2 separate regions of the Homo sapiens genome follow, and region 1 is linked to region 2. Evidence: chromatin contacts called from ENCODE Hi-C or POLR2A ChIA-PET data. All regions are on one chromosome and are shown on one strand. Each heading gives the region's core, a stretch centred on a gene start or an enhancer-like site at or near the end of the contact. The rest is flanking DNA. Distances are from core to core; before and after follow the strand shown. Region 1 overlaps GNAQ (G protein subunit alpha q). Region 2 overlaps GNAQ (G protein subunit alpha q).

Region 1 (3,978 bases), core at 812-3,311, 35 kb before region 2:
TATTTCCTGCTAACCAGCCCCCTTTGTTTTAAGCCAATAGAATCCTCTTTTTTAAAAAATTCAAAGCTCATTCCAGGAGTCTGTGGGGCGTTCTTTCTGAACTGTAGCAATTCATAATGCTCCCACTTTCTGGGGAGAAATGGTTGGAACACTAGAGATTAACCACTAAGATGCTTTTTTTTTTTTTTTTAAGAGCATAGCTCTAAATTTAAGAAATCAATTTAATAAAATGTGAAATGTGTAAATATATTTTCTGACAGATTTCTCCAGATTTGTTTAATTTTACAAATTAAAAAATGGCTGTGACCGGGCGTGGTGGCTCACACCTGTAACCCCAGCACCAGAACTTTGGGAGGCTGAGGCTGGTGGATCACCAGAGGTTAAGAGTTCAAGATCAGCCTGGCCAGCATGGTGAAACCCCATCTCTACTAAAAATACAAAAATTAGCCAGGCGTGCCTGTAATTCCAGCTACTCAGGAGGCTGAGGCAGGAGAGTCACTTGAACCCAGGAGGTGGAGGTTGCAGTGAACCGAGATCGTGCCACTGCACTCCAGCCTGGGTGAGAGAGCAAGACTCTTGTCTCAAAAAAAAGGTCCTGCCTTTCTTTTTAAATGCCAGGGAGACTGTATTAGAGCATTTAATAGATCACTGAATTATATTACAATTTTAAACCTTAAGGGGAAGGCTTTTATTTTTATATCAGCATTTATTGAATTTGAATGTAGTTTCAACAAAAGACAAATTTTCATGTTGATAATAACACTTTTTTTTTTTTTGGTCCTTGTTCTTGTTCTTTCTCTTCCTAGTTTTCTCTTTCAATCTCATTAAAAAAAAAAGTTTTAGGGAAATGTAAGTTGTCCAAAATTATGAGTGATTTTTAGTGAATTTGGAAAGAGGCTTTTCTTTCCATCCGTACTGAGACAGTAACCTCAGATTTGGGGCCTGGTATTTCAAACTCTTAAAAGCAAAGGATTGTTTTTGTGGGCTGTAAATGTAGAATGCTGTAGCTACTGGGAAAGTTAAACAGAAATCTAATTTATACTTTTCTCCCTTTCTGAACTCAGTTGCTAAAGCACAGTTAACTCTCAGAGAGTTGTGCTGGACAGGGCCGACCCTGTTGGTATGTGTTTGCTTTTTTCTCCCCTTAACAAATAGAAAGAAAATAGTTCATTAAAACCTACTACCCTCACTTTTCAGCAAAGCTCACTTAGAATTCCAGTTTGTTCTTGGAGTTTTGCTTGCATCCTCATTTTCACCTGGCTGTGTGCCTGGCTGGTCTCAGCCTTCCCCGGCTCCTTGAGCTTGCTGACTTCCTGAGCTTGAGTAGAGTTTAGGCCTCTGTCAGGGTACTCCTGCATGATGAGGCACTGGGAGGTTCCAAAAAAGACCACAACTTTGGGCACATTTCTTCATTGCCCTTACCTCTGGTTTTCTTAGCTACAAAATGAAGGTATGGGACAAATATCTCTAAAACCCATCCGAAACTCTGTTATTACTGTAACAGTAATAGTCCCTGACTTTGGACAGCTTGGTATAGGCCAGGAATCTGTGTAGTCTTATTTAGTCTTTAGAAACCCAGCAGGTGGGTTCCATTATTTTCTCCATTTTACAGATAAAGCTTTGAGAAATGGGTGTATTTCCGCAAGATCACAAAGCTACAAAGGAGAATAGTACTTTCTTTTCAAAATCTCCCTCTCTGAACTCTGACACCTACAAGGGATTGCTGATTCTTGACCAGTTTCTTAACTCACAGTGCCCTTGGGGCATTGACCTCTCCCAGGTAAAATGAGACATTTATAGTTAAGGGAATGCTGATTGAAACTTAGACTATGATGGGGTAGATGGGTGTACTGAGATGCAAACTATGCTTCCCGAGTGAACAGCCACAGCCTGTCCTCCTTAGGAAAGAATGACCTTATTAAGAGCAGCCACCAATGATGACAACAGGTATAGGTGGAGTTTTAGCTTCAGTTTGAGGGGGTGGGGTGGAGAACTTATTCTCCAGGCATCTCTGGCTTTGCAGCTAGGATTCCTAACTCAGATTCCTAACTCCTTATTCACCATTATGGGAAGTCGCACTTTTGTTGCAGCTTGCTTCGTTCATTGTTTTCTTTCATGCTTTAAAATTTTTTCCCGCTTGAAATAAGCCTTCTTTTGGTTTCCTAATAGTCGTTTGCATTTTCTCTTCCTCTGAAATATAGCAGAACAGAGAAGTCAGGCAAAATGGCCAGCAGACTGATTAGAGACAACTGGCACATAGTGGTCCTCAAGGCAGCTGGCTCAGCAGGCAGATTGGATTAGAACAAGCCTTCACACCCCCACAGGGGCTTGCCAGAAGCAAGTGCTGGAGGAGTCACCTACACAGCTTCAGAGAGAATCTTTTTTCCCCTCCCAGTTCCAACCCTGAGAGTGTTTCTGAAGCTATAGAAATGCTAGTAGCTCTGAGCATCTTCTTGGGCTGGCTGTCTCTTTTTGTCAGTTGTTGCATTATTTGCTTCTCACCCAGAGCAGCCACCCATCCTGAGATTTTATCTGCAGTTAGAGAATTCTCCCTCCATTTCTGTTTTGAGGGCATACTTGTTGGTCAAAGACATCCTCTTGTCTTCAGTTAAACCTGTTTTTCTGAAATACCAAAATCTTGAGAAGAATTTGAGAGCCTGTGACAGTGTTAAATAAACTTGGCAGTTTCTACTTCATGAATTATCAAAACTACTTTGGTGGGCAATGAACAGGGAACAGAGACTAGACAGTTTGGATTTGGAGTAAGTGGAGGAAGCAAAGATAGGGTGTGACCACATGGGACAGAGCACATTTTCCTAGAGACCAAAAACTCTGATTGTACCCTGGTCCACAGACTCAGTGCAGAAGCAGGTATATTAAAACCCAAGCCTTATAATAGATACTGGGAATGCCAAAAGCGAGGAGAGTGGGGGCGGGGGCAAGGGTTGAAAAATTACCTATAGGTTCAATGTTCACTAGCTGGGGAATGGATACACTAGAAGCCCAGTCCCCGCCAGTATGCCATATACCCATGTAAAAACATGCACATGTACTGCCTGAGTCTAAAATTAAAACAACAACAACACAGAACCTAAGGTTTGGAAAAAAAAAAAAAAAACTACCCCCTTTTTTCTCTGTCAGAAGTAACCACTGTTCCTCAGCCTACCTAGAAAAGCACTCTACTCTGATTCATAAGTTTCTTTTCTCTAAATCAGGCAATGAGAATGAAGGTACATGAGGTGTCTGGATGTTTTTGATGCTGCTGTAACCATCTGGAGACTCTCATATAGGGCACAGTGTCACTTCCCTGGCCACTGGCAGAGGCTAGGCTAGCTGGGGACACACTGGAGAGAGTCAGGGTAAAGACTTATTTATAGAGAGAAATGGAGAGATGGGACATCAGTTATATTTCAGTTAACTGCTGGAACATGTCCCTACTTAAACTTCCAGCGACTATGTTTTTCCCCGTAACTTAAACAATTTATTTCACTAATCACATCTGTTCTCTTGTAAGATGGTTTCTTGGGTTAGTAAGCTGTGAACTGAAGTGTTTGCATTTTGATTTTAAGAATTTGCTTTTTTTCTCAGAAGGGTGCTAACTCTTTTAGACATGGCTTTGATATATGTGTTTGGTAACAACAATAGACTTATTGGTATGGAAATCATGAGAATAAGTTAAATGCTCAGATAGTTTCCCTCAGAAACAGTAACATATTCCTGTGTATCTCATCTGCACAAAGGCACTTTAAAAATAGTTTATTACAAAAATAATTTAGACAATACAGACAAGTGAAAACGAAAAAAAAAATCCCATCAAGTGTCATTTCCTGATAGGCTTGTGAATACTTCTAAAATAGTATCTTTCTAGTTTTTTTCCTATGCTTTTTTTCTATCTCACCAAAAACTGGATCTCAACACATCATTTTTCATGAACCTCGTGGTGAATACCATTCCATGTCATTTGGCCATCTTCTCTAG
Region 2 (3,813 bases), core at 248-2,747:
TCAAATCAGAAATGCTTTGTCCTGTAAATCGTGTGGAGCTGTGGAAAGGCTTTAAGCAGGTGAGTGATGTGATTAGGTTTACGTTCCCGAGAAATCATTCCATCACACTGTGGAGAACGGACTGGAAAAAGATCTTCGTGGATGCAGAAGATGAGCATAGACACTGTTGCTGTGGCCCGAGCAGGAGAGAATGAGGCCCAGACCCAGGGCAGTAGAGGTGGAGGTGTAGAGGAGGGACACAGTGAGAGAGAGAGATGGAGGAGACTGAAGAACACTGAGTGAGTAAACTGGAAGTGGTGGATGCAGGAGACCAGGAGGAGCCAGGGTTGTCCAGGATTTCTGGCAGAGCTGACTTGGTGAGTGAGGGCATTATTGACTCTGACAGATAAATGAGAAGAAAACCAGCTTCTGAGGGGTAGTGGAAGCAGATAGGGGCATGCGGGGCATGTTGAGATGTGTTGGGACATGCTGCGATTGAAGGGGCCTGCGGCCATCAGGTGAAGTGTGTAGCCGACATTTGGAAGTACTGGCCTAGAGCTTAGGTGAAAGCCTGGCTGAATAGGTAAGGTGCCACTGGTGTCATAGAATGAGGAGAAAGTAGTATCAGAAAATCACAGAAGAACGTAGTTTTAGACAGAGTGGTCAGTACAGCATTATCAAATACTGTCAAGGGCTGGGCAAGGTGACTCATGCCTGTAATCCCAGCACTTTGGGAGGCCAGGAGTTTGAGACCAACCTGGGCAACATGATGAGACTCCATCTCTACAGAAAATTTAAAAATTAGCCAGGCATGGTGGCGCACCTGTAGTCCCCAGCCACTCAGGAGGCTGAGGTGAGAGGATCGCTTGAGCCTAGGAGGTTGAGGTTGCAGTGAGCCATGATTGTGCCACTGCTCTCCAGCCTGGGCATCAGAGAAGGCAAGTAAGAGAAGAGCTGAAAGGGGCCCCTTGGATTCGATCATCTCCTGCCAGCTCTTGCTTTGTGGAACTGTGGTGGAGGTGGAAAACAGATTACAACAGGATGGGGGAAGCAGGGTAGGAAGCAGGTTGAAAAGCCAGTACGGATGACCAGATGACCATTTTCCTTCAGTTTAGCTGGGAGAGGATTCAGAAAGCACTGGCCGGTAAGGTACCCATGGGGTCAGGTTTAAATCATCATTCTAGTTGTAGACCCCACATGGCTCCACATTGAACTCCTGACCCCACTCCAGTATCAAGGCTTTGTCTCGATATTGTCTGTGGCTGAGAAGTAGTGCACTATCAGGTCTATAAAATCTCTGGTAAAATAAAAAAAAACTCTTATTATTTCTATTTTTTAGATAGTTTTAGGATGCTTGAGAGTCATGTTTTAATTCCCCCATCCCTGCAGTGAGATGTTATGTTGCTTTCTGGAAAACCTTTGGGAGTCATCAGTTATCCTCTTCCACGGTTAAATAATCGACGTCCTTTGCTGTCGGCTGGAGCAGGGGGTGCTGTCCTGTGACTCATGTGTTCTCATTCACAGCATGTTGAGCAATGCACTTGGTGCTAGTGCCTAATAAAGCATGCTGAGGATGTTGTCACTGAGCTCGAATTTTCCTCAGTGGGGCTAGATTTCTGTCACCACACATTTTTCTTCTTGCTACACTCTGAGACACTTCTCAATGAAACATTTGTCCTTTTTTCCTTTATTATGTCTAGAACGGTGTCTTCTCTAACTTAGTATTGCATTTTGCTGTCGGGTATTTATCTCTGATTCTGAATTGTATTTTTAGTGTTGCTTGTGTTCTTTCCTTTTCCTTTTTCCCCAACAAAGAACTTCTTGGAAGGTCTTCCATCCCTGTCTCCCTCCAGACTGCCTTAGGGAAGCCAGAAGCCATGCACAGTGAGACTTATGATGCGGACGTTGGCTCTGATGAGAGGCCAATACCACAGCCCTCAGAAGGGCAAAGGCTCAGCTCCCTGGATAGACCACTCCTTATTCCCACCACACTAATTAATTGTCATCTCAGAAGGCAATGAGACCAATTGTTCTGGCATTGCCCTGGCCAAGCCAACTCTGGAAGAGGCAGTGAGCTGCCAGCTTTTCTGCTGTTGGCCAGGAATCTGTATCCCAGCAGTCTGTCAGGGAAAACAGGCCAATTTGGGGTTTGAATTGCTGCCTCAGAGATGCCAGCAATGGGGTTGCTTGTTAAGAGAGTTGCACCCTAAGACTCTAGTGAAATAGCTTGAAGATCTGTGAGAGTGGTTTGAATTCCGACATGTGAAAGTATGTGCTTTGCTTGTGAAGTGGAAATTGCCCTATTCAAGTGGGCTTATGAGTCCCCTTTGTCACTTAGCTTGTCACTGAACTTAAAATCTTTGTTCTTTACTTTCAACTTTACTGAGGGGGAAGAATTTGGTGTTAATAGATGTGAAAGCTCTGTAGAAGATGTTACTGGACACATCAGAGAAAGAACTGTGATTTTTAGACTCTTGGCAGTGGCTTCACAGTGGCCCCAAGGAGACAGGGGTAGGTGGGACTGTTCTCATTGATCGTGATAGAGACAGTGAAGCAGAAAACCACTTATGTGATTTGTCTGAGGTCCTACCTAGCTGGCTGAAATCCAGAGCATCCAACACGACTACATCACCTAACATCTAAAATGACATTGCCTTGAAGGGAGAGAAACTGAAATGGACAGATACTTAAGTGCAGGTCTGCTGCTACCATAGAGTGCCTTTGTGCAAATGGAAAAGGCATCTCTAGGCCCCATGGGCAGGCAGATTACACAAAGGTGCTTCTTAGTGACTAACCAAGGCACACAGCTTGGTGAGCAGAATGCTGACTGGTTCCAGGCCCCAGGTTGATCTCCACCACATGTCCCTTTGCACAAGGCCCAAAATGCACAACCACATAGGGAGGCCCTGCATAGACGTTTGCCTTGACAGTGGACTAGTTCATAGATATTTGTAGCCAGTTGACCAAATCCTTATTTTACCTCCCCACTTTTCATTCCCAAGGTAAAAAATAAAGTTCATCTATTAAAAAACTAATTGTATGTGCCCCACCTTAACAGTATTCTTAAGGAGCTCTATTTTTTTAACCACTTTTCTCTCCCTGTAAATTATACTACCCACCCTTCCTTTTTGATATCTGCTGTAGCAAATTGTAAGGCAGCACTCTGCCCACAGGACGTGGTCTTTAAAGGAGTCATTTCCTCTTCCATCTCCTCCAGGCCATTCCCATCGTGTTTTTCGTGGCACTGGCAACAGGAAGGCACACTGAATAGCAGTGCTGAAAAGGCACTTTGTTGTTTATGTTATTACTGTGGGTTTGTCTCTGCCTAATAATTAGCGTTTCCGGCTTTCTGAATTTATTTGCCAAAATATTTGCAGGACTTTCGTGAACAAATAAGGGATGTGTTTCTTGACATAACTGACCACTGCCTTGCAAGGCTGAGCGAGAGATGTTTCTAGACATAATAGACCACTGCCTTGCAAGGCTGAGCAAACTTCTGGCTGTCGGAGTTTTTTTAGATGGATTTGCTCAGGGAAAGATTATCCTAGTAAGGCAAACACCTTCTAAATCACTAATCTGGCATTGATGCTATCTCAGCGACCACAGTTCAGGAAGTTCGAAGTATTCCAGTGTTCCTTTCAGGACAGGGTAGGTCATTACTGAGGGGTGGCGAGTTCTTGGGTCCCAGGGGCAAAAGTCTAGTCCTGTCTGAGTTCCCTCCCAGTGAAGTTCGTGAGCCTCAGCTTCCTCATCTGTAATGTGAGATAATCATATTTGTCTTGTCTGGCTCATAGAATTGTAGTTGAGGGTTAAATGAAAGAAAATATATGTAGA

The links. Hi-C counts contacts between places; a loop is a spot of excess contacts on that map. ChIA-PET counts read pairs that join two places held with the same protein, here RNA polymerase II (POLR2A). Pooled maps may share reads with other maps.
Region 1: a map of ascending aorta shows a loop between it and region 2 (1.8-fold over the local background). The contact joins two enhancer-like sites. A Hi-C loop is called at or near these places in 3 of 168 maps with a recorded cell type or tissue (ascending aorta, mucosa of descending colon and sigmoid colon), 2 of 37 single-sample maps with no recorded cell type and 5 of 50 pooled maps. POLR2A ChIA-PET finds 5 or more read pairs at or near these places in 3 of 52 experiments (GM12878, OCI-LY7 and activated naive CD8-positive, alpha-beta T cell).

Annotation. Positions count from the first base shown.
Region 1 is chr9:77,882,599-77,886,576 of GRCh38, reverse strand. All of the region lies in intron 2 of GNAQ (G protein subunit alpha q), which reads left to right. Among named protein-coding and RNA genes, the nearest start is that of GNAQ, 150 kb to the left of the region's middle. Within about 2 kb of position 2,061, at least 5 of the 41 ENCODE cell types and tissues checked have a DNase peak (open chromatin) inside an H3K27ac peak, as active enhancers do; they include ascending aorta, where a contact is called at or near this core.
Region 2 is chr9:77,846,800-77,850,612 of GRCh38, reverse strand. The region is part of intron 2 of GNAQ (G protein subunit alpha q); the gene reads left to right. Among named protein-coding and RNA genes, the nearest start is that of GNAQ, 180 kb to the left of the region's middle. Within about 2 kb of position 1,497, at least 16 of the 41 ENCODE cell types and tissues checked have a DNase peak (open chromatin) inside an H3K27ac peak, as active enhancers do; they include ascending aorta, where a contact is called at or near this core.